3 separate regions of the Mus musculus genome follow, and all the other regions are linked to region 1. A link is a loop called in an ENCODE intact Hi-C map of the cell type or tissue named here. Cell type or tissue: heart. All regions are shown on one strand.

Region 1 (8,000 bases):
AGCGCGTTGCAGGTTGACTCATAGGCCGAGTTCTGCCCGGCTCAACTGTGATTAAAGGTAATGTTTGGGAAGCAATGACTAATTCCAAGCTCGCCATTGCTCTTTAACTGACTGCGGATGTGAACATGGCTGCTTATCCGTATCCACGACGCCTGGTTATTTTCCCAACTGGATCCAGCACAGAAGTGAAACCGTTTCAAAGTATTAACATTCCGATAGGTCCTGGTAGATTTCTTTAGTGTCGCTCCCCCCGCTTTTAATTACTTAATTTTTAAAGAACTTGCTTTAGGCTAAAGCAGCACAGGAACTTTGCCCAAAACTTAATTGGTTTTCCAAACACTGCCATGTCGTTAGCCCACTCGGGCTGTAACTTGAGTGGAAAGAAGAGTTGCCGCCCCCACTCCAGCCCCCCCTCCTAGGCAGGCTTGTTGTAGAACGGGGTTTTTGAAGCTTCGAAAATCTCGATTAACCTCCCTACAAAAAGCCTCTTAAGAAGGAAGGAAAAGTTATCTAGCTGCTCGGCTAAATAAACTCTTAATTTGTAACAACAGTAGACCTAGATACTATTTGCTCCCTCCCCCACAAGTGAGTTTCTGTACTCGCTGAACTAAACGTATGTGACATGCAATCGAGAAACCGCTGGGGCAACTTTGAAGGAATACACAGATTGAACGCTCCATTTTGTAGCACTTAGAAGTCAGAAGGAATGAACCCGGGAAAGTGTACTTGTAATACTGGCTTCCACTGGGCCGTTCGTGGGTACATTTGCATTCTCTCTAAGCGTTTTAAGAGAGCTGTTCGTCAATAAATTTACCTTTTCTGTGCGCTAATGGTTTCCTAAAATTCAATCTATCTGGAAACTCAAAAACGGGGTTTTCCTATGGGGCTTTAAATGACTGCTGGGTCTTTTCAGTTTCCTTATCAACATAAATCTAGAAAAACGTTTTGAGAAACCCTAATTCCAATAAAAGGATTGGACTGTGAATGGTATGTATCAGAGTTAGTAAATAATCATCCACAGGCCCCTGCCTGAGAAGTCTTCTAGCCCTATATCCTCTCGCTTGGAAAAGCTCATTTACACACAAGTTTATTCCTGACCCCTGTCTTAACACTGGTCTGATTGGACCCAAATTTGAATCATTGGGGTCTTTGCAGATTTTTCTTTTGTCCCTCACCCAGCTATTATAAGTGTGTGAATCCACAAATTATAATTGAATTGAAAAAGTCTTTCTCTAGGCACAAAAAGGGCTAGCCTATTATTCTCTTCATTGAGGAGCTTTTAGCATTGGTGCAGTTCTGAGAGTTTGAATTTATTAAATGTTGTATAATTTATAATGGCTGACTTATCACATTTGTTTACAGTCAAAAAAGTGAAAGATGGGGGAACATTAGACATTTACAACAAAGAAAAAAGTGCCCAGTCGTTCCCCAGGTTTTGTTCTAGAACCTGGAAAAGTAACCACACTGCTTAGAAAAGTACTGATTATTTTGAGTTATGTAGGATGAGCATTATTCTTTACCACTAAATAAAGTTATTATGCCTAGTATTTGTTGTTTTCACACTGTCTAGGAGGTAGACATTCATCCAGATGGACTGTTCATCAGTAAAATAACATTTATAATGCCTATTAAATTTTTGTAATGGTCTATTTGGTCTGGTGTGTTCCTGTTGTGTAAGAAATTAAACATTAAAGTTTACATTTGATACTTAGATATTTGGTTGCCGTGACATACTGTTTGGAAGTTAGGGGTAGGTGCTGTTGTCTCTATTGTTAATTTTCATTTTGCTATTCCTGATAGGCCAGTACTGATGCAGGTACTGCGGGAGCTCTGACTCCACAGCATGTTCGAGCTCACTCCTCTCCAGCCTCCCTGCAGCTGGGTGCCGTTTCTCCTGGGACACTCACAGCCAGTGGCGTTGTCTCTGGCCCTGCCGCTGCCCCTGCAGCTCAGCATCTCCGGCAGTCCTCCTTTGAGATCCCTGATGATGTACCACTGCCAGCAGGCTGGGAGATGGCCAAGACATCTTCTGGTCAAAGATACTTCTTAAAGTAAGTGAAGACAGCGCTGGGAAGAGGCAGTGTGGGAGTGGCTTTATTCATTTATTGTCTTTTTCAAAACAGTATTCAATTATTTATTACTTTGCTGTTGCTAAACATGGAACTCAGCCTTATAAATGGTAAACCAGCATACTTTATCATTGAGCTGCACCCCAGCTCACTCGCTCTGTGTGTGTCTCTCTCTATACACACACACACACACATACACACACACACATATGCACACTCTGTCTCTCTCACTCTCTCTCTTTAGGGTTGGTCATATCTTGAAAGCCTGATTTATTCTTAGTTCAGAGCCTTTTTGCAGACTTTTGTGGCAAAATGAGATAATTTCATTTTGAATTTGTACCAGATTTGCTAATTAGCCTGGCACAAAACAAAACAAAACAAACCACCAAACCTGGCATAGACATGTGTTCTATTATCTCTTTTGTGTGCCCCCCATGTTTGTGTCCATCTGTTTCTGTGTGTGTGTGTGTGTGTGTGTGTGTGTGGTGGTGGTGGTGGGGGGGGGGCTTTAAACCAGGACCTTGTGCATTCTTTCAGCATAAATGATTGGTAGAGAAGGGAATATAGGGACTTAGGGAAGAGATGACGTTACAGTCCTTAAATTGTGAAACAACAAATACTTTAGCAATATTTTTGATGTCATTTAACAGATTTTCCCCTCAAAATGTGAAGAAAACATTAGTTGTCAGGTTTGGCCTCCAATCATGAGGTGACACACTTTGCCTTCAAAAGCAGTGTCTGCTCTGGGAAAATGTAAGCAAAACTTCCTCGTTACTAAGGCCCACTCCCACTCCACAACAAAATGCAAAATTACATTCATCTGAAAAGGACAAAATTAAATTTTATCCCCTCTACTTTTGACATTGGAAGTAAAACTAATTTTCTAGAGCTTATTTAAATTAAGAGTGTACAAAGTATCCCTGACTGGTTGTTACAGACTGAAGATTATTGTATTGTTATTAGAATTGGTTAACTGGGTTGAGATAATGCAGTGACGAACAGCGCTCATTTGATTCAGATTTGTCTGACTATCCATGGGAAATGTAGCGGTTATTGGATCGGACCCCAGTGACAACCTTGTTTCGTGTGTGACACCCCTCCCTCCAGCCTCTCCCACCCCTGACTGGATCTCTATTTTCAGTTGATTATCTTGAGTGAGTTGCTGATACTTTGTGTTTAATTTTGGTTTTCCAGGCAGGGTTTCTCTGGAACTTGCTCTGTAGACCAGGTTAGTCTCAAACTCAGATTGTCCTGCCTCTGCCTCCCAAGTGCTGAGCTTAAAGGCTTGTACAAGATGCCCCACTTTGCTTATTACTACTTTATAATGTAAGGATACAGACTCAGGATAGATATCAGGGGGACTGGAAGAGATTTGATCTTGATTTTGGAAAGGGACCCCACCTCCACCCTTGTTTGTTTGTTTGTTTGTTTGTTTGTTTTGTTGTTGTTGCTATTTTGCACCCTGTAACTTTGTCTTTTTTAAAAACCTTTCCTGATGTGCTGGTACCCATGTCAAAGGATCAGGTTTCAAGGAGAACAATAAAGGGCCAGAGACTGGGAAGTACACACGAGCCTGGTAAACTCATCCACAGGGACCCACAGGAGCCAGACCGGTCCTGCTTTAAACAGCCTCCGAAGTAAATGACTTGGAAGAGAGGCTGGCTGTGAGAGATAGTCCTGAAGGGGAAGGGAGGGGAAACAAACCAGGTTGTTAGGGAGAAAAAGAAAGGCTTGCTGAACTCCTCCCTGCTGGGTCCCATGCTGACCTGGGGAGGTTTTAAACAGCTTAATAGCCTGCAGGCCTTCAGTTGTGGCTGCGGCTGTGAGCGTTTAGCTAAAGAGCGTTTATGCTGGTTTTACTCGTTTGTGTTTTCTTAAAATTGCTTGTTTGTTGACATCTGCATTTTTTTAAAAGATTTATTATTTATTATATGTAAGTACACTGTAGCTGTCTTCCGACACACCAGAAGAGGGCATCAGATCTCATTACAGGTGGTTGTGAGCCACCATGTGGTTGCTGGGATTTGAACTCAGGACCAGCAGTCAGTGCTCTTACCCATTGAGCCATCTCGCCAGCCCTACATTTTCATTATTTGAGTGAGCGGTCATTTTTTTGGAGCTGTAGTAAGCCTCATTGTAGATTCTTGCTTTTAAGAACTTTGGATGATTCTTTCCACAAAAAGTAATTGCTTTGTAGATGGATTTGTGTAGTTACTGCATACTGGCTCCATCTCCCCACTCTGCAACCCTCACTCTTTTTCAAGGCTGCTGGAAAGAAGGTAAAGTAGGTTAAACTCTGACTTCTATAGAAGAAGCAAACACAGCAGGAAGTGAGGAAACACTGTTTCTGAGGTTGCCAGTGGAAGTCTGTGATAAATGAATGGGCCTTTGGTTCTGCAGAGCCTTTTCACACTGTGCTCTGAAGTAGAAGGCTTTGGCCTGAGGGGTGACCTGACAGCAGGTGAACTGAGTCACTGGATCTGATAAAGATCACGTGGAGACCTCTGAGAATTAGATGTCTAGTGTAGTCTTGGTAGTTGCTTTGTCAACAGTATGCGGTTTGGAAAATCGATGTGAAGCAGAACTTTTTCTCTTTCAGCTGCTTTCACTGGTGTTAAGTGTAGTTGCCATAAGGAGCTGTTAGGCACCGAATGGATGCATGTTAACATCTTCCTGACTGAGTAGGAGACAACAGCTTTTGGTGCCAAGTAGCTATCTTCGTTTTTAGAATACTTTACTTTTGTTTGAGGTTCTTATAAAGTCCCATGTGATGGAAGGAAGGGACTGCTGTGATGTGTCCATATTCACACGCATGTGCACCCAGAGATGCATAAGCAGTAGCTGTAATAACATTTCAGAAGGAGACTCCTGCCCAGCTGTGGGATGAAGAGCTGGACTACCTTCTGAACTTGAGCTCATTCCAGCCATGAAAACTAAGTGACCCTTCCCTTTATCTTTTCAGGTACTTATTGGAACTAACTTTTAAGTTACAAAGTATGGCCTTTCTTGAGATTTGTACTTGGCAGGAAGAATTCTAACCCCAAATGGTCCAAGCTGGCAAGATGATGTCATTTGAGAGATCTGGGAGAATTGTTGACTAGGGAACAGCTAATTGTTGCCTTGTGACTATAGATGAATGAGTTTGGAAGTCACTTGGCCCATCCTCCAGTTTCACGGCCATCTGTCTAATTGCTGTGATTGGTGTTAAAACCCACCCTAGGTCAGTGAGATCTAAAGACTTGGACTTTATATTGGAAATGATAGGGGTGGATCTATCATTCAGGCACCTTCATTCTGGACAGGAACCTAGACTCTGGACATGATGCTGTGCCTGAAAAGGCTCAGTCTTTGTAGATATTACATCTTGGCCACTGAACTTAATGACTTACTGTTTGAAACTAATTTCATCTTAAGTTTTGATTTTAAAAGAATCAATTCCCTTTATAGCTCAGCACTTCTGCAGGTTTTCCTGTAGGAAATAGTTCTTCAAGTAGTTGGTCAACAACTTCCTATTTCTTTTATAAGCTGCTGAATAACTTCCTGAATTAGCATTCTATAATATCTTTGGTTACAAGGGGTGCTTCTACTTTTCAGTCTATTTTATTGAATCTGGTACCTTGTAACCATTGCCAGTATAAAGAACATATTGTAAACTGTGTACCACGGAGGCGTCGGAATTTGATGTGCCAGATGTGATCCAGTAATTTAATACATTTGTACATATACAATGTTTTAATAATGTTCTAATAGGTTTTTTTGTTTTGTTTTTTTTGTTGTTGTTGTTTTTTTTGTTTTTTTGGTTTTTTTGTTTTGTTTTGTTTTGGTTTGGTTTTTTTTTTGAGACAGGGTTTTTCTCTATAGCCCTGGCTGTCCTGGAACTTAACTTTGTAGATCAGGCTGGCCTCGAACTCAGAAATCCACCTGCCTCTGCCTCCCGAGTGCTGGGATTAAAGGCGTGTGCCACCATGCCCGGCTCTAATAGTTTTAAAAAGATGTGTGTGTGTGTGTGTGTGTGTGTGTGTGAGAGATTTTCTGAATAGAACCAGTTCTAGTGTTTATAGTCTTTGAGATTCAAAGTTCTTAGGGCTGTGTTTTGTTGAAAGTTGTACAGTATTGTAGAGGATGGGAATATATAGTTCTGCTACAGCAAGCATAAGGCCCGAGATTGCTCAAGCTTTCCAGGCCACCTAGGGCAGAATGTGGTGGGAGGTGCAGATAAAGGCAGTGAGATGGTTTGGCGGATAAAATCCATGTTCAGCAAACTAATGATCTGACTTCAATTTCTAGATCCAAGGTAGGAGGAGAAACATCTCCCCAGAGTTGACTGATCTCCACAGGGCCACATTTTTAGTGTCTCTCACTGTCTCTCATCTCTCACCAATACAGAGTAATGGTCAATTTTGGAAAAAAAAGCTAGGAACCAGCTACCGTAGCGTACCCAGTAGAAACAGGGAAACAGGTGGATGTCTGAGTTTGGGGCCAGGCTGCATGAAGAGACCCTGTCTTAAAAAAAAAAAAATTCACTCTGCTCAAAAAAAAATAGGTAAGATAGAAAGGATAAATTAAATGGATTAAGGTTTTGAATGGCTTTTTTAAAAGTATGTACAAGTTATTAACTAGAGTATCTCATTCCATCATTTCAAAGGGTTATTTTCTCAGATTTTTTGCGAGTTGCTCAGCATTTAGCTTAGCTGCGTACCAACACAAACCATCCCTGCCTAATGAGTAGTGTTTTAGTAGTTGACACTTTTTCTTAATTCGTGCGTGCGTGCGTGCGTGTGTATGTGTGTGTGTGTGTGTGTGTGTTAGGGGATGTTTAAGCCAGAGTCAGTGTGTGTGTGTGTGTGTGTGTGTGTGTGTGTTAGGGGATGTTTAAGCCAGAGTCTGTGTGTGTGTGTGTGTGTGTGTGTGTTAGGGGATGTTTAAGCCAGAGTCTAATTATGTGGCTCTGGCTCTCCTAGAATTCACTCTGTAGACCAGGCTGGCTTCAAACTCAGGCCAATACCTCTGCCTTTTCCAGTTACTGAGATTAAAGGTATGGACCACCCACACTAGCAGTAGTTGACACTTTAAAACAATGTAAAACAAAACCTTTCTGAAACCCTGAAATCAGCTCTTTAGTAATGTAAAGGAATATTTTTAATTGCAGTTAGAGAAAGAATGTAAATTAGACCCTTAATGGTTCTGATCTACTCACGTGGTTTTCTGCCTTAAGGCTCTGGGGTAGAGGTTAGCTCTGGTTTTTCTTTGTGTTAGACTCTAAGTTATATGTTTGTTTGAGGTTAAGATCTTGTGAGTGCCCAGGGTAACCTCCTTTACTGTCCAAGCATCCCATGATGACCTTGAACTCCTGTTAATCCTCCCGTCACTGGTTACCAGTGGGTGTCACCATGTCTAGTTGAGTGCATTTTTAGAGTGTTGTTTTGACAGACTCGACTTCTGTAGGCTCTTGTGACTGGAATATGGAGCTGCCTTTGAAGAGAGCATGGGCAGCTGTCAAAGAGGTGGGGCAAGAGAAGATGGGCTTTTTGTAAAGAAAAAAAAATAGTAGTCATTTTTTTTGCATTCATGGCACTGCCCTCACTTCCCTTTCTCCTTCATGAAACGGACAGGCGTGAGTCCGTGCATGTAAATGTATATTCTTGTCATGGTGTATTGTATACGGAGATCAGAGCATTTGTAAATTAGTTCTCTTCCTTTACCACATGGGAACCTAGATGGGTGGACCTTGTGGTAAATTCAAAGTATATTGCTTTTAGTAACCGAGATAACGCTCCTGGGAAGAGGCAGAGGGCTGAGCAAAAGGCATGGCTGAGAACAAGCACTTCTGGGCCTCCTGGTGAGAGTACTTTGAAGATATTTGTTTCCCATAGGTTTTTTTGTTTTGTTTTGTTTTTTGAGATAGGGTTTCTCTGTGTAGCCCTGGCTGTC
Region 2 (8,000 bases), 820 kb after region 1:
TTTTGAGTGCTGGGATTAAAAGTGTGAGCTACCACAGCCATTGTATTAAGGAAATATTTTAAAAAGGATTACAAAAAACCTATTCCACTGGTATAATTCAGTAGTTTGCAAAAAGAACAAAAACTGAACCAACATGAACTTACTCATTAACAAAACCAAAAACCTACTGAATAAAGTTTCTGACAATTAATGCTATAAGCACATGAAGGTTGATGTATTGTTTTTCTTTAAACCAGATCACTAAAAGTCAGTGCAATTCCTAAACATTTGCTATCAGATTCCAAAAATAGAGTAATTGTACTGCTTTTAAATCACCTACTCACTGCTTAGAAATCACCTAAAACAAATGTCACGATATGAAATATGACATAAATTTATCACTACAAAAATGTCTTGAAAAAATATTCAAATTCCAACATTGTCCAAAAGACACTTCCTGTGTCTAAATTTCTAGTACTTCCACATATTACCCATATGAGCCTTCACAAGCTATAATTTCCTTGCCTATACACATGCTGTTTACAGTGGTCTCCACAGGAACCACATCTGAAGTCAGGGATCATGCTCTGATTTTTGTTATTATTATGTCCCAAGTATTAGAACAGTGTTGGAGTCACACAAAAGTGTTCCATAAATATTCACCAAATGACTCACTAAATGACAGAAGATAACCTCAAGTGTACTTTCAGTAGAAGTGACAATCAGTTAACATTTGTATAGTCAATGTATCATTTCTAGCATGTTAATCTAAGCTTCAGTTTTCACTCATAAAATGAGGATAACATCTCTTGACAGATGGTTACAGGGAAAATGATATACTTATCACAATCCATGGAACAATGATAGCAATTATTACCTTTACTGTTAAAAATGTTAAGAGTAGAAAATAAATATTTAACTCAATCTTAAAATATCCAGAGAAGTTCTAATAAGAGCTAATACAATCAAGCATTCAAGGGGAAAAGATATATATATATACACACACACATACAAAATGACTATCTTTATGGTATCTAGTAACATTTATAAAGTGAAATAAGATGAAAACCTCTTGATTCGATATAATGTATATGAAAAACTGTCATTTTTAATAATGGGTCAACATTTTAAATAGAGGTCAGAAAAAAAAAAAGAATTCTCTACATTTAATTTGGGTTAGTGGTTGTCTTGGGATACCAGTAATAGCATTTATTTCCCCTGATCTAGAAAGATCACTCTGCTGATCCCAATAGCAAAGTTGTTGCCCCCTTTACATCCTAGTCTAGCCTTCCGTACAGTTAGCTGAAACTTGACAAGATGGCACCACTTAAAACTATAACATGGCTAGTACAAATATAAGACGACTATTACTACGTGTTTTAGCTTTAAGCAAATACTTTTGAGAATAATAATGATAAAAGAAGAAAAAAAATAAAAGTAGGAAAGCAGGTAAGAGAGAAAAAAGTTGTCAGACATGTTCATGGCACTAAATTCTAAGCCTTTAGCCTTGACACTAATCCCAGTACACATAACAGGTCAGCAATAATAAAACACAGCTTTTAAATGGGCATGACTGGTATCTTGCTCCATGAATTTCATTACCTGCATACTCATAAAACCAAGCCAGGCACTTCTTTCTTGAAAAATCTTCCTCTCCACTGATGAGTCTAGCAGGAGGCTGGGATCTGCAATAGCTTAGAAAACACACAAATGCCTAAGACTTACTACGACTCAACGCTTAGTGATAAAGTAGCTTCAACAAGAATTGCTTCCATGTAAATGAGACAAATGGTTTTTAAGTTAGCATTATGAGGAAAGGAGCTATGTATTAGCAATAAGGACCTGTACTCTATGTGTAAGAATTTCTAACCAATGAAATCTAAATGCTTCTTTGCTTGCTACAGGATTCCATAACTAGAAACTAAAATTATTTCCTTAGATTTCAAGATAATAAAGAAGTACATTCTAAGTCTCAACCCAAGACTAGGCTAGACAGCTCTCCCTAGACTGCTCATGCTGGGCTTGCTCTCTACCACTAAGTTACATACCTTATGGAAGGCCTGAAGCCTTACTTCCATTCTGCTACTGATGTGGATTAAAATCCCTGTTATAATTTAGGCTGAATCACCTGAAGTCAAATGATACTGCTCAGCCAGCTGTTTTAACTGACTTAATTTAAATATCTTAGATATGATTCTCCAAGAGCTAATACAGTTAAGAAAAATGTATGCCAAAGGGCATAATGAAAACTCTATTTTATACATCACCCAAAAAATATTACCTAGACTCTTTTGCTAAAACACAACAAGGGGAGAAGAACAAAGCAATCAATTACAAAAAAGATTAGGATGAAGCAAGTCACCTTCATAGTTTAAGCAGTCCATTCTTCACTGCATCTCTCCTTAAAGGGAAATCTCCTTTGTCTAGTGCAGCCTGTCTTTTTTTTTTAATTAGATATTTTCTTCATTTACATTTCAAATGCTATCCCAAAAGTCCCCTATACCCCCCCCCCCCCAGGCCTGCTCCCCAACCCACACACTCCCACTTCTTGGCCCTGGCTTTACCTGTACTAAGGCATATAAAGTTTGTTAGACCAAAGGGCCTCTCTTTCCAGTGATGGCCAACTACGCCATCTTCTGCTACCTATGCAGTTAGAGACATAGGTTCTGGGGGTACTGATTAGTTGATATTGTTGTTCCAGGCTGTCTTGTTGTAATGGTAGTATTTGTCACTTTAAGTGTCGACCATTAATACAAAAACAACTCAAAGTGTATGGGAAGAAGCCCACTTCTCAAAGCTAAATCGCAATGACTTTCTGAGGAATGAATCTGTGATGATTGAGTATATGCCACAAAGCGAGTAAAGGGCTCTAACTTACAGTTCTGCTTTGTTTTCTTTTCCCCTAAGAGAACATGGAGCACAATAGCTTGCTAACGCCTAAAAGGAGGTTGAGAGCTACCAGCGTCTTAATGCCAGAAAACAAAAACCACAAGGGCCTTTTCCAATTAAGTGTACGGAACTGGTACAGGTGAAGTGGAGGCATTGGTGCGTCCAGAAGCCTAGGCTCCAGCGATTTAAAAGGCCTCCTGCTGGGATCGTCCAGGTTAGGCCACTTTAAATGCTAACTCGGGAGACCAATTATAGCAAAGGCTTTCTTTCCATCATTCCCAAGGCAGCTGTCAAAACTCTTCAAGCTCTGCTCCTTTTTTCACACTCTGACATTTAACAATGTGGGGACCAAGCCAATTCTGCTCGATTTAGTGTGACACAAGGACGCCGTGAATCTTGGCAGATCCGCGCTCACTTCTCGGTTGGGAAATTTGATGGAGAATGCATACGTACGGTCGTCTGTTTCCTACCCTCTGGGCACGCAGACAACAAAGTGGGACGAATCTCAGAGCTTGTCCAAGTACGACAGAGAGCACGTACAGGCGAACACGCGGTTCGGTCCCGCGCGGAGCGGAGACTGGGCGCCTCACCGACCGCCTCGCCTGAGAGGGCTCGCCCCTCTCCTCCCGGCTAGCGGCCTGTCCGGCCCCGGGGGAAGGAGAGAGCCAGCGGGGTGGGGACAGGCAGTACCTGGGGATTTTACACTTTTTGAGGCCCGCGTCTTCCGCGACCGCCGCTGCCACTCCGGGAGCTTTTCTCTTCTTCTTCACTGGCATCTTCCGCCTTCCCCGGCAAGGTAGACAGGGCGGCCGGGGAGGGGTATCGCGCTCCGCCGCAGGCCCCGCAGCGCCGGCTCCCGCCTGCCGGGGACCGCAGCGGAGGCCCGAGGCGCGACCCCGCCCCGGGTCTCCTCTTTAGGGGCGGTTCCGGGCAGCGCAGCGCTAAGGCCGGCGGTGTCGCGGCTCGGGCTTTTCCAGGAGCAGCGAACGCCGACAGCGCGGCACCTACAGTAGCAGCGAAGAGCAGGCGGCTTAGCCTGACCCGGAAGCGGATGGCTCTGGACCGGAAGTGACGTAGAAAGGAAGCTCGCAGGGCCTGGAGCGGTCTCTCTACTTTGGGATTTTTTGTCTCTGCAGGTGGAGCCTGAATCTCCGGAGATTTTCTGGCGGGTTTCCAGCGGGAAGTCCTTTCTAGAAATCATAAACGCTCCACAGCTGGCGAGCGAAGTAATCTGGTGAGGAGCCATGCGTGAGTGTGCCCACTCCTGACGTGCAACCGCTCCAGTTTTTTCGGGTGTTCTTGGTGGGCCTGAGATCAACTTCTCGCGCTCCTTGTCCTTTTCTCCCTCATGCTCAGGGTCAGTTTATGGCTTCCTCCTGTGCTGAGGCAACGCCTCCATGTTTTACTTCTGAGGAACTCTCCTCTTGGATAAGAGACTGGGAAACGGACTGACTTATTACAGAGGATTTGGGGAACTGTTCTAATGGGCTGCTCTCAAGAAACAGTAATCACGTCACTTCTAATGGAAATACTGCTTATAAGAAAGGTTTGCTAGGTAAAATTATCTCATAGAAGATTCTTAGTGAATGAAGTCCATGTTTGTAACCCAACTGTGACAGAAGACTGTTTCTTTAAATTCTATCCCTGTGGTTCTGTGACTGCATCGTGGGACCCTAATCTAGTCAAGGAGAAAGAAAAAAACCGGTTGTTGTAATGAGTCCTGGATACATAATATGCCCTGGAATTCACAAGTTTCCTGAGAGAGGACACTTCAATGTTTGGTGCATATAGTTAATGTTTTTTTAACAGTGAACATAATGTTCAAACCTATAACCCATTCGACTCTATTATAAACAATGCACGAAACATTGTTTTTACATGAAAATTATAAAATGTAAGCTCTAAAACAGAACTCCCTACAGGAAGTAGACAACTGAAAGATGAAGGGTTTTTTTTTTGTTTGTTTGTTTTATATATGTATTTATTGTGGGGGCACTTGTGTGCCAGTGCTGGGATGACAACTTGAAAGTTCATTTTCTCCATCAATCTTGTCACTCTTGAGGTGGAACTCAGGTTGTGAGACTTGGGAAGGGACATTATGTCTGTGTACAGAAAAGCACCTAGTTATGTGATTTAATTTTTTCTGCTGCTCGTGATAGTTCTTGATTTTCTATATAGTAAATAATGAGAAGCTATGAGGGTGCTGAGTTCTTTGTTATGTGGTCTAATTTTCTTTGACTAAGTCACAAGAAGGAAAGGAAAGGAAGTAGTATTAAAACAAAAGGGTATTCTGGTTTAGATCCTAAGGTACTCATCAACTTTATGAAGAAAAATCTTAAAAATGCATTTTAGCCGTCTGTTAGTAGAGTGGCACAACATAAACAGATTAAGCACACAAGGCTGAAACAGGTCTATTCATTTGACAGTTTGATGATTTGCATATTTCTTAGGTTTAAGGATTGTAGAATGAAGAAATGGAAAACAGAACTTTTAAAATAGTTATATCTGAATTAATGTAGCCAAAAATAGTCCCAGAGATGTGCTAAGTATATATATATATATATATATATATATATATATATATTCATATTCAGTATAGTTTATATTTTTCCTTACAGCTTTAAAAATAGGACTTTTCTACACTTGTCAAAAATAAGCAAGCACTGGAGGCACAAAAGAATTTATGGGTTGCCCATGTGATTGTTGTACTGAATCCATTTGTTTTCCTTTCCAAAAGTTACTGTTGTTTTTTCAAACACTGTAAGTCAAAATTTTATGAGTTATTTCCATAACCATAAACCCAGAGAATTAGTTGTCAAATCAGGACTTTGTTTTTGACATTTCAAGACAGCACTCAGGAACTAATATTGAAGAGCAATACAGAGATACACACTAGGTAACACCTGCTCCTTGTTCTACTCATCCTATAGCAGTGTACTGGACCACAGCCATTGTATTGGCCTTGTGACTGGATTTCTGTGGGGCAGACTGACATTGAGTGTCATCATCACAATGATACCTATGAAATGATAACAGTGAATCCTGTGCTAGTGGTTAAAGGTTCTTTCCTGAATTGATATATCATTCCTGTTCAAGTCCTGAGACTACCTGAAGTCCCTAGTAAAGAAATGTATTATATAGAACCAAGCAGAGAGCAGCACTGCTGCAATATGATATTTTACTGAATTTTGCTCAAGGTGTTGAGAAAAATGTGTTCATAGAACAGATTTAAAGGGACAATAAGGAAAAAACTCAGGAGTGGTGGTATATGACTTCATTCACCCCAGGTTGGACACCAATGACAGATCAAAGACACAGTTCCACCCAAGTCTAGCTTAATGAGCCAAAGGGTTTATTGAAGTCACTTATAGAACATAGGTGACCGAAAGGACTGTTCCACAGCTGCTTTCCTTGTAGGCAAGAGCCACCTCACCCCAGCAGCGTCGGGTTCCCTATGTAGCCTGGGAGAGGCTTGTGAGTGGTAAATTTCCTGGGCTTCCTGGGGCTTGTAACTCTCACTCTTCCTCAGAGGAGGAAGTGTTTCAATTCAGAGGAAAGAACTACATAATAACTGTTTGCTTCTTAAACTGACAATGTGCCAGATGGAAATTTCCAAGTTCAGTTGTAGTTTCTCACAAGTCTACAATTTCTCACCCTTTCCTCTCAATGGCTTCTAAAACAGCTGTGGAGTCTGTCATCCCAGTTCTTGGGAAGTGAAGAAGGGAGACTGAAGCTTAAAGCCAGCCAATGATACTTTGGGAGACCATGTTGTGTTGCTGTGGGTTTTTTGGTTTTTTTTTTTGTTTGTTTGTTTTTTCTTTCAAGGAGGGAGGAGGAAAGCTAACGAGAAACTTACAAGGCAGGTAATCAGAAGACTTCCAGGGGCTGTGTGCAAGTTGTTCAGGAGCTCCAGGGATGCAGCTTATGGAAGCCATCAACAATGCCATTGAGTAACCTTTGTTCCTGCAAGTGACCTGTCATCCACTATTGGTTCACCAAGATGGAGTTGGTTCTTCAGTCTGTTAATCAGTGCTTTATTTGGGTTTATGGATTGTTGTTCACATCTCTTCCAGAAAAGTTACCCATTAGACTGTCTTAAAAATCAACAAAACAAAACAGGAGACTATTTACTACAACCACTGCCACTATTACCACCAAACACATATTGGCTCACAAATTCTATGAATGAACTATACTAATATAATGCAGGAATAATCAGAGAAATGGTTTGGGAATGACAATTTTAATCATTTTAGTTTTCCTAAAAACATAAATTTTATTTCATTTAAAAACGTATACATTATTTATTTGTCTGCCATGGCATATATGTGGAGATCAGAAGGTAGTGTGGGGGAGTTGGTTCTTTCTAACTTTCCTACTATGTGTGTTCTAGGAATTGAACTCAGTTTGGCAGTTTTGGTGGCACCTTTATCTGCTGAGCTATCTCAATGGCCATTAAAAAAAATCTAATGTCATTTTTAAAGTTCCTGTGAACATTAGAAAAAATGAAATTTATAAAACAGTGAAGTACAAGAAGAAAGAGTGGTAAGAATTACATATTTTTGGAAAGATTATAGCTCCTAAAATTCTGAATTTGAGGCTTTGGTTAGAAAGTTAGGGCTTGCACATCAGTTAACCATTGACTCAGAACATTCAGTATGAAACCAAGAGGAGCAGAGCCAGATTGCTTACAGGAATGATAACTGCATTGCAGTAGGTTCAGTGAACGTATTTCCTAATGTTATAAAATCTCAGATTTCTGACTAGATTAAGCATTTCAGTAATGAAAGATGCCAAGCTGATGGCTGAGAAGTGAGCACGGAAACATAGCCTCTTTTCCTTTAAATTTATTCTTAGCTACTTGAATGAGTAAGTTGATAGGGAAACTATCTTGATGTTCAATTTTCATAGCAGTAGGGTGTGATGTCAGACAGTTATTTTATCACATAATCCCCCCCCCCCCAACCTCCACAAAAAAGATGCTAGGCTATGAAGCAGAATGCTCTACTTTGGTTGCATGTTATTCAATGGTAATTATGCATAAATAAAAATGGATTTAGAAATAAAGACCCAAAATAACCACTTTGTGAACCTTTTTATTTGCTAGAGTATAATGAAGCTTTGGCACTTTA
Region 3 (8,000 bases), 85 kb after region 1:
CCAAGGAGGACAGAAGTGGCCGTTGGAACCTCTGAAACTGGAGTTCCAGACAATTATGATCCATGGTTTGAGTGCTGTGAACTGAACCACGGTGCTCTGCAGGAACACCAAGGTCTCTTAACCTTGAGCCTCTTCTTCAGCTCCCTCTTCCTCCTGTTTTTGTTTCTTGTTGACATAGGGCCCTGCTTGATAGCCCAGGTTGAGGTGCAGTTTCATACCCTCTTCAATCTCCCCCTAGTAAGATTATAGACATATGATTAATACAGATCTCTGTATTGAATCTAAACACTTAAACCAGATTATTTTCTGAATCAGTTATATTTACATATATGTGGAAGAAGTGAGGGAAGGCATGGTAGAAGTAAGATGCTCTAGCTGGAAACCAGACAAAGAAAGTGCAACCTCCTTGTTCTCAAGCTGAGACTTCTCTGGTGCATTCTAGAGTTATTCTCTGTGGTCCACAAGATGAGATGACCCCCATAAGGGAAGAGGGTTTCCTTGCTATCAGCTACTGCACCCCAAAGCTTCTTCACACACCTGGCTGACTCAGGAAGTGACTGTCTCCACCCAGGAAACAGATCGTCAAAGAAATGCAGCTCCTTAACACGCCGGCTCACTGCGTAACTGAATGTGAGGGGCACCCAAAAGTCTCCAGCAATGAAAGGTGTCTGAACACTCTTTGTCCAAAGATTCAAGATGAGCCATATAAGGAACCCAAGGTGTTTCTGACAGAGTTCACCTGTGTAGCATCTGTGGTAGTGTTTGCACAAGTGTGCAAGCTGCACACTTTGCACTGTGCAAGGCAGTCACACCCCTCAATGCCAGTGATTGGCTTGAAGCACGAAGACTGAGACTGGCAATGACCACAGGCTATGAGTTGAATTGCAGTATTTCTACTGTGCATACAAAGTTATCTGCTTTATTAGAAGCATTATAGTTTCTTACAGAATGTAAAGGCTTTGGATATTTTTCTACCATCATTTCTCAGAATGTAATCATCTTATTAATATGTCTTTAGCTTTTGTAGTGTTTGAATATTTGATCTTAAAAGCTTCTTTTTGAGCTGCTGACTTGAGTTTCTTAAAACTATTCAATAAGTTGTTGTTTGAGACTAGGACATATTTTCCAACAATTTCTGAAATAGACCCAAACTTACTGTTATCATTTTGTACTATGTATTGATGCAAAATAGCATTCTCAGGATTAACAACTACAAAATTAAAATATGGGTCAACTTAAGAGAAATGTTGATTGTGTTCTATAGGTAGAGTAGGAAATACTCAGCTTGGATTCAATTCTTCATGAAAAAATAAGCGAACACATTATAAGGATGCTTACTTGTTTCATCTTTAATTAGCAGCAAAAGTCTATGTACACCACAGCATTGCTGGAAGTAAATATCTTTATGATTTATTATGGCAAATGTTTGGTTTGCATACTTAGTCTATATACCATATGCCTGGGTTTGGTACAATCTCACAGTCATGTGGGGTCGGAGGCAGGAAAGTTCAAGAAGCCTCCGTCTAGCGTAGACAAGAGATAAGTGAGCTCTATGTGAGGGAGTGTTGCATTTCTCCTGATACAATCTATTTTAAGGTCAGTTAGGCTCAACTAAAATCAAGAGCCCAAGAGGCCCATTGCTAATATATGTTAATATAATGCTTTCATTCATAATCAAAAAGTTTCACCTGTGTATAAGAGTATACCACATGTATGCCAGGTGCCTGCGGGGGTCAAATCCCATGGAATTGCTGTTGGTATTCTGTCTGGACTCCACCCCTACAGTAACCTGGCAAGAGCCAGGTAGGCCTGGCCCACTATAAAAGGGGCTTCTTGTCCCCTCGTCTCTCTCTTACTCTTGCGTTTCTCTTGCCTCTTGCTCTCTTGGTCCCCCTCTGTCCCCATTCACTTCTCCCCTCTTTCCACGTGGTCATAGCTGGCCTCTACTTCTCTACTCCCTCTCTCTGCCTTTCTCTGCCTCTACTACTCTCCTAACTCCCCTCCCCATGCCCTAAATAAACTCTATACTGTACCATCGTGTACATGGTCGCTCAGGGCAGGGATGCCTCAGCATGGGCCCACTGAGACGTCCCCTTCCCCCATACCTTACCACACCCTCATAGAATGCCTACCCTCCAGCTGGTCAGGAGTTTGCACGTTGGTACTCCTTTTCCCTGAACTAGGAGTAATCCAGGGAAACGAACCTCTGCCAATCCCAGCTGTAGATCTGATAGCTGCCCAGCATAAGAGGGCAGTTCAGGTCGTGCCACTCTTGGTCGCTATGGGAATAGCCATAGGTTTTGGTACTGGAACTGCAGGGATAACGACTTCGATGACCCAATGTAATACATTCACTTCCCAGTTTGAAAACAATCTTAAAGAAATGACTGCAACTGTGCTCACTATCCAGAAACAGATGGATTCTTTAGCAGCCATGGTGCTTCAGAACCAATGGGGGCTAGAGGTCCTGATAGCTAAAGAAGATGGACTTTGCCTGTTCCTCCTTGAAGAATGCTGTTTCTATATCAACCAATCCGAGACAGTGAGAAAATCCAGGAGACAGAGATAAAGAACTTCAGGGAGGGCTGGAGAGATGGCTCAGAAGTTAAGAGCACTGACTGCTCTTCCAGAGGTCCTGAGTTCAATTCCCAGCAACCACATGGTGGCTCACAACCATCTGTAATGGGATCAGATGCCCTCTTGTGGTGTGTCTGAAAACAGCTACGGTGTACTCACATAAACTAAATAAATAAATCTCAAAAAAAAAAAAATCAAAAAACAAAAACAAAAAACTTAAGGCAACCTGAGACCTCCAGTTCTGGGATTTTAAAAAACCGTCTATGGGAGTGGATCCTTCCTTTTGTAATGCCTTTTCTAGTCATCCTCCTGGTGTTTTTATCCACTCCCTGCCTCATTAATCTTGTTTCTACATTCCTCCAACAACAAATACAAAAAAATTCTAATCAAACTATTAATCAGCTCTTATTACAGGATTACCAGCTGCTGCCTACAGAAGATACTCTGTCCACAGAGGAACCTGATGTGAATGTTTACCAAGTGGATCCCGATGGTGAAAGTCAGCTACACCCCAAAATTGACGACGCCCCTAGACATCAGGAAGCAGCTTAAGAGACGCGACGCCCTCATCCCCCCCCCTTTCTTTTCTTCTCTTTATCTTTTTTTTCTTTTTGGTTTTTCCTGCCCGGCCTTCTCTTTATAATAATAAAAAGGAGGTATGTTGTTCTAAGGACCTCCGAAACCCGTGACATCGCATAGGCGCAACCCACACACCTGTTGTCAAGGCAACAGCCACCATATTCCCAGAATTCACTTGCCTCACCTCCCACCTTTACCTGTGACTATTTCACCATCCATTTATAAAGAAATGTTCCCTTGATCTCTCTCCCCCCTCCTCTCTTTCTACTGCCACCTTGCCCTTCTTTCTCTCAATAAACCTCATGTGAATATTCTAGGGAAAAAAAAAAAAAAAAAAAACTTGCCCTGGAAGGTTAGAGTTTTACAGTCATCCTCTGCCATAAGTGAGAAGTCACTTCCAGCACCTAGGTCTGTCAGCTTGGCATCTATAGAGAGGAAACAGTCATGCTCAGATTTATGGGTGACTTTTTGCCATGCCTCCTGGCTACTGTGACTAGTTTCCTGGTTTCTCATAGCATTTCCCGTATGCCTGGGCAAGACTTCTGTGTCAATCCTTCCTGCGGGAGGCTCTGCTCTGCGGCCCTGTTCTGTATGGGCGGGGCATCCTGAAGTGCCGGGGGAAGGGGGGGTGGGGAATCCTGTGCACTACGCATGCGCAGGGCCTCAGCAGCCCAGTCGTCTGGCCAGCTCGGTAGAGCTCCTCCTGGCTATGGGAAGGGCATAGTAATGACCTGAGACTTCTGTAATTCCGCTTTTGTGTCCCTTGCGCATAGAATGAGGTTAATTTGATCCTTACCTTGTGCAGCTGTTTGATGACTGAAAAAATAATCTAGTTTGTCTTTATGCATAGCCCTGCCAGGTACTTATTAGTGCTAGTTTATTTTTTTCCACATACTTCCAGAATCAACAATTGGCTCAAAGGATCCACTTGTTTCCAAAATTGCGGATCGAACAGCCAGAAAACTACACAGGCTTACTGTCCAGTAAGGAGTCAGACAAGTACACCTAGAGGAAGCAACTGGCAGGACTGATGGGAGGGTGCGGGAACTCTGGCCGCGCCCCAACCTGTGCCTAATCCGTTCTCAAATTGACACAGAAGCCCTTCCATGAAGAATCAAGAAGACAATGAAGTTGGAAAAGGCCTGATTGTGAACAAAGACCTACCTAAATAATAGCATGTGGGCCATAGAGCTTTATCTTGTTTCATTTCATTAAGACAATTCACATTGTATCAGAGTCATGACAATCCCAATTCAAATGCTGGGAATGCAAACAGGAACCACCCACTTGCCTGAATCGCGCGCGCGCGCGCGCGCGCGCGCGTGTGTGTGTGTGTGTGTGTGTGTGTGTGTGTGTGTGTGTGTGTGTTTGGGTCTCCTTGCAAACAAGCATGGTAAATACCGTTTACTGTGGATTGTTATTCTGAAGCAGAAAGAGGTCTCTGAGGGTCTTAGAGGGTCTGATTTTAAGGAAGGTTTTTGAGATCTCCCTGCTTAGATGTCATATGGATATGCAAGGCCTGATCCAGCTACTAAGACTACTACCTACTTTATAAAACCACAAAAACATAGCCCGGAATCTGGCATTTTTAAAGTAATGTGATATCCTCCCCCCACCCCCACAGCCCCCACCCCGTACTAAATAAAACAGTCATTAGCATACTACCTAAGAGTCACATGACTTCCTCTGGCATCTCAAAAAGCAAATGGAAAAATTTGAGGTAAGACTATATAATTCTAAATTCTCAGATACTAATGAGATGGTCAGTTCTCCCCTATATTGAGGACTGAGTTTGGCTTTAATGGCTCCTCTATAACCTTAAGATGTTAAATCCAAAAGTAAACCTTAGTTCTTAGCATAAACAAAAATCTTTATACTTTCTTCCTTGAACTACCCCATTTGTAGACTTTTTTTCCCCCACTCTCTTCAGCTTGTCGTGTTCCTAGGCTCAGAAAGCTAGGAGGCCATGGGAAGTGTTATCAGACTTTGCAGTAGGAAGCTGCCACAGGCCTGGACTAGCAGGCTGGCTTGGATTAGAAGCCCTAAGCAAGCTAGCATAGTTAGGCCTCTCCTGGGCATTCTGTTAGATGATAGGTGAGTTGAGATGCTCTTACTTCAATGATGCACCATACACCCTCACATGCTGCTTTTGAAACAGCCGTTTTCAGGATTAGCTAATAATTAATACTTTTGTTCCCATTTAAATCCATTGGTCAGTGAGTGCAGATGTGTACATGGAACCTGAAGCTCAGATTTGGCAAGGCCAGCTGGCCAAAGAGCTCTGGGATCTGCCTCTGTCCCCACTCCCCAGCACTGAAGTTTCAGATACACACCATTAAACCTGACTGTTTACTCATGTGCTCATGCTATTATGATGTTTTCCTGGTTAAGCCATCTTCTTGGTTCTCTTTGTTGGGTTTTTAGCACCTTTTGTTGTAGAGTGAATGAGAAAAAATAATTTCTCTAATTTACACACAAGTGATACAATTTTTTAGCTCATTTACACTAACTGACTATGGAGCCGATGTCCCAGGCATTGAAATGAATTTTTTTCAAAGAGAGAGTGGGTGTGGTTTGTATATTCTTGGGCCAGGGAGTGGCACCATTTGGAGGTGTGGCCTTGTTGGAATAGGTGTGACCTGGTTGGAGTAGGTGTGTCACTGTGGGTGTGGGCATAAGATCCTCACCCTAGGTGCCTGGAAGTCAGTCTTCCACTAGCAGTCTTTGGATGAAGATGTAGAACTCTCAGCTCTGCCTGAGCCATGCCTACCTGGTTACTGCCAAGCTCCCACCTTGATGGTAATGGACTGAACCTCTGAATCTGTAAGCCAACCCCAATTAAATGTTGTTTTTTATAAGACTTGCCTTGGTCACGATGTCTGTTCACAGCAGTAAAACCCTAACTAAGACAGTGGGGTAGTTGCCAAAAATCAAATTTAACTTTAGCCAAGTTGTCAAAGGCAAGATCAGAACCAAACATCTGAAAACCAAGAAGTTGGCTACTGTCTCACACTTTTGGAAATCACTTGGCTAGTCTTGATAGAGACTTGATAGACAGGAAAGGCCAGCGGTCCCTCTAGATTCTCACCATGAAAGTCTACAAACTAAGCAAGTTCACACTTCCTCACCCCCTGGGTAAGGTCAGCCCTCTGTTTTGCTCATGGATACCTCACAATTTCCTTTTAAATAAATCTTTCTGTGAAGATATGGTTATGTTATTTGAGAAGGTGTACGTGCCCCAGTGACCTTCCAAAGTCTCCATTATTTTCTAATTAGGACACAAATTAATCAGCTTAACAGTGAATTCATCCATTGATGAAGTTAGAGTCCTCATAACCAAATCACCTCCCTGAGCACTGCAGGATCACGCACCAAGATTCCAGCATGTGAGATCCCTTGGGGGACATTTCAGATTCAAACCATAGCATTGTCTCCCACAGTTTCAACATATGGAGATTGAGTATCACATATGAACTTCAGAATGCCATTCAGAATCAACAAAACACATAAATTGGGGAGACAAACAATTGTTGTTAAGATTGCATACATACGCCAGGCGGTGGTGGCGCACGCCTTTAATCCCAGCACTTGGGAAGCAGAGACAGGCGGATTTCTGAGTTCCAGGACAGCCAAGACTACACAGAGAAAGCCTGTCTCGAAAAAACCAAAAAAAAAAAAAAAAAAAAAAAAAAGATTGCATACATACAGCCGGGCGTGGTGGTGCATGCCTTTATTCCCAGCACTCCGGAGGCAGAGGCAGGCAGATTTCTGAGTTCGAGGCCAGCCTGGTCTACAAAGTGAGTTCCAGGACAACCAGGGTTATACAGAGAAACCCTGTCTCAAAAACACGCCCCCCCCCCAAAAAAAAAGATTGTATACATACATGCAACTGTGTGCAAGCTTGACCTTCTGGAACTCCATATCCAGACATTGTACCCATGGTGTGGGGATTTGAATCAGAAAAGGTCCTGTCCTCCACAAGAGCAGCAAGTGCTCCTGACCCAGCCGTCTCTACAGCCTCAGAACTGAGTAGATTTAAGGAATGCTCTGAAACAGACTTGGGGGGGAGACAGAGTAGTTTCAGAGTGAGGTGGTTGCAGATTCCTAGACTGGCCTCCAAGGGAGTCTCACCTCCAGTGTCCACGCTTTCTGTAGTTTCCTCCCACACTAAACGGGGCTGACCTATGTGACCCATAGGATATTTCAGAACTGGATCTTAGGAGGCAGAGAATGTGAGTTCTGCCCCTCCCTCCTTGTGTTGCTCACTTTGGGGAAGATCAGTTGCTGTACTATGTGGATACTTAAAGCTGTTCCATGCTGAGTTCTAGGTGGCAGGGGACTGGAGTCTTTTGCTAGCTTGGAGCACCAACATGGCAGGTATAAACATGAGATGGTTTGGAAGCAAATCCTTCCATCACTGGCAAGCTTTTCTATGACTAGATACCACCTGGATCCGAATGTAACTTCAGGAAAGACTTAACAGCAAAATCAAACAGCTAGGCCACCCCTATATGAGGTAAGAAAGATGGCTTGAGGATAGGCTACAATTTGAGGGTAATTATTTAGCAGAAGACAATATTTTAAAGATGACTTAAATTTAGTTAATTTTCGGAGATAAGTTAAAGTCGCTCACAGGCAGCAAGGTTAACAGCTTGACTTATTGCAGAGATAAATCACCTCTTGCCATTTAATCCCCAGGCTTCTAGGGTCTGTTTTTCATTTGCAAAAGAAGAGTTCTCTCCTTCCTGGAGAACTCCATAGGTTACGGAATCAACATAGGTGCCTAGGACACATTACCCTCACCATGCTAGGCATTATCATATCTAGGGATAGGCTCAGTTCTC

What was found. Peaks named below come from ENCODE experiments on the same cell type or tissue, not always from the same donor. Only the 100,000 strongest peaks of a DNase experiment are listed, where the experiment ranks them.
Region 2: a loop joins it to region 1, with 4 times the contacts of the local background. A loop is called at or near these places in 2 of 42 quality-filtered maps.
Region 3: it touches region 1 in a loop (2.2-fold over the local background); 3 of 42 quality-filtered maps call a loop at or near these places.

What each region holds. Positions count from the first base shown.
Region 1 is chr9:7,995,508-8,003,507 of GRCm38, reverse strand. Yap1 (yes-associated protein 1) reads left to right here. Exons shown (of 9, transcript NM_001171147.1): 2 at 1,801-2,051. Among named protein-coding and RNA genes, the nearest start is that of Yap1, 5.1 kb to the left of the region's middle. In heart, a CTCF peak has its summit at 4,052 (motif pointing right); a DNase peak (open chromatin) is centred at 1,927; H3K4me3 peaks cover 1,726 bases; H3K27ac peaks cover 1,511 bases.
Region 2 is chr9:7,180,441-7,188,440 of GRCm38, reverse strand. Dcun1d5 (DCN1, defective in cullin neddylation 1, domain containing 5 (S. cerevisiae)) reads right to left here and starts at 3,936. Exons shown (of 8, transcript NM_029775.3): 1 at 3,559-3,936; 2 at 1,582-1,673. The coding sequence starts at 3,644. In heart, a CTCF peak has its summit at 3,816; a DNase peak (open chromatin) is centred at 3,940; H3K4me3 peaks cover 2,630 bases; H3K27ac peaks cover 1,835 bases.
Region 3 is chr9:7,910,451-7,918,450 of GRCm38, reverse strand. No RefSeq gene overlaps it. Among named protein-coding and RNA genes, the nearest start is that of Birc3, 41 kb to the right of the region's middle. In heart, a CTCF peak has its summit at 3,885; a DNase peak (open chromatin) is centred at 3,730; H3K4me3 peaks cover 1,069 bases; H3K27ac peaks cover 1,092 bases.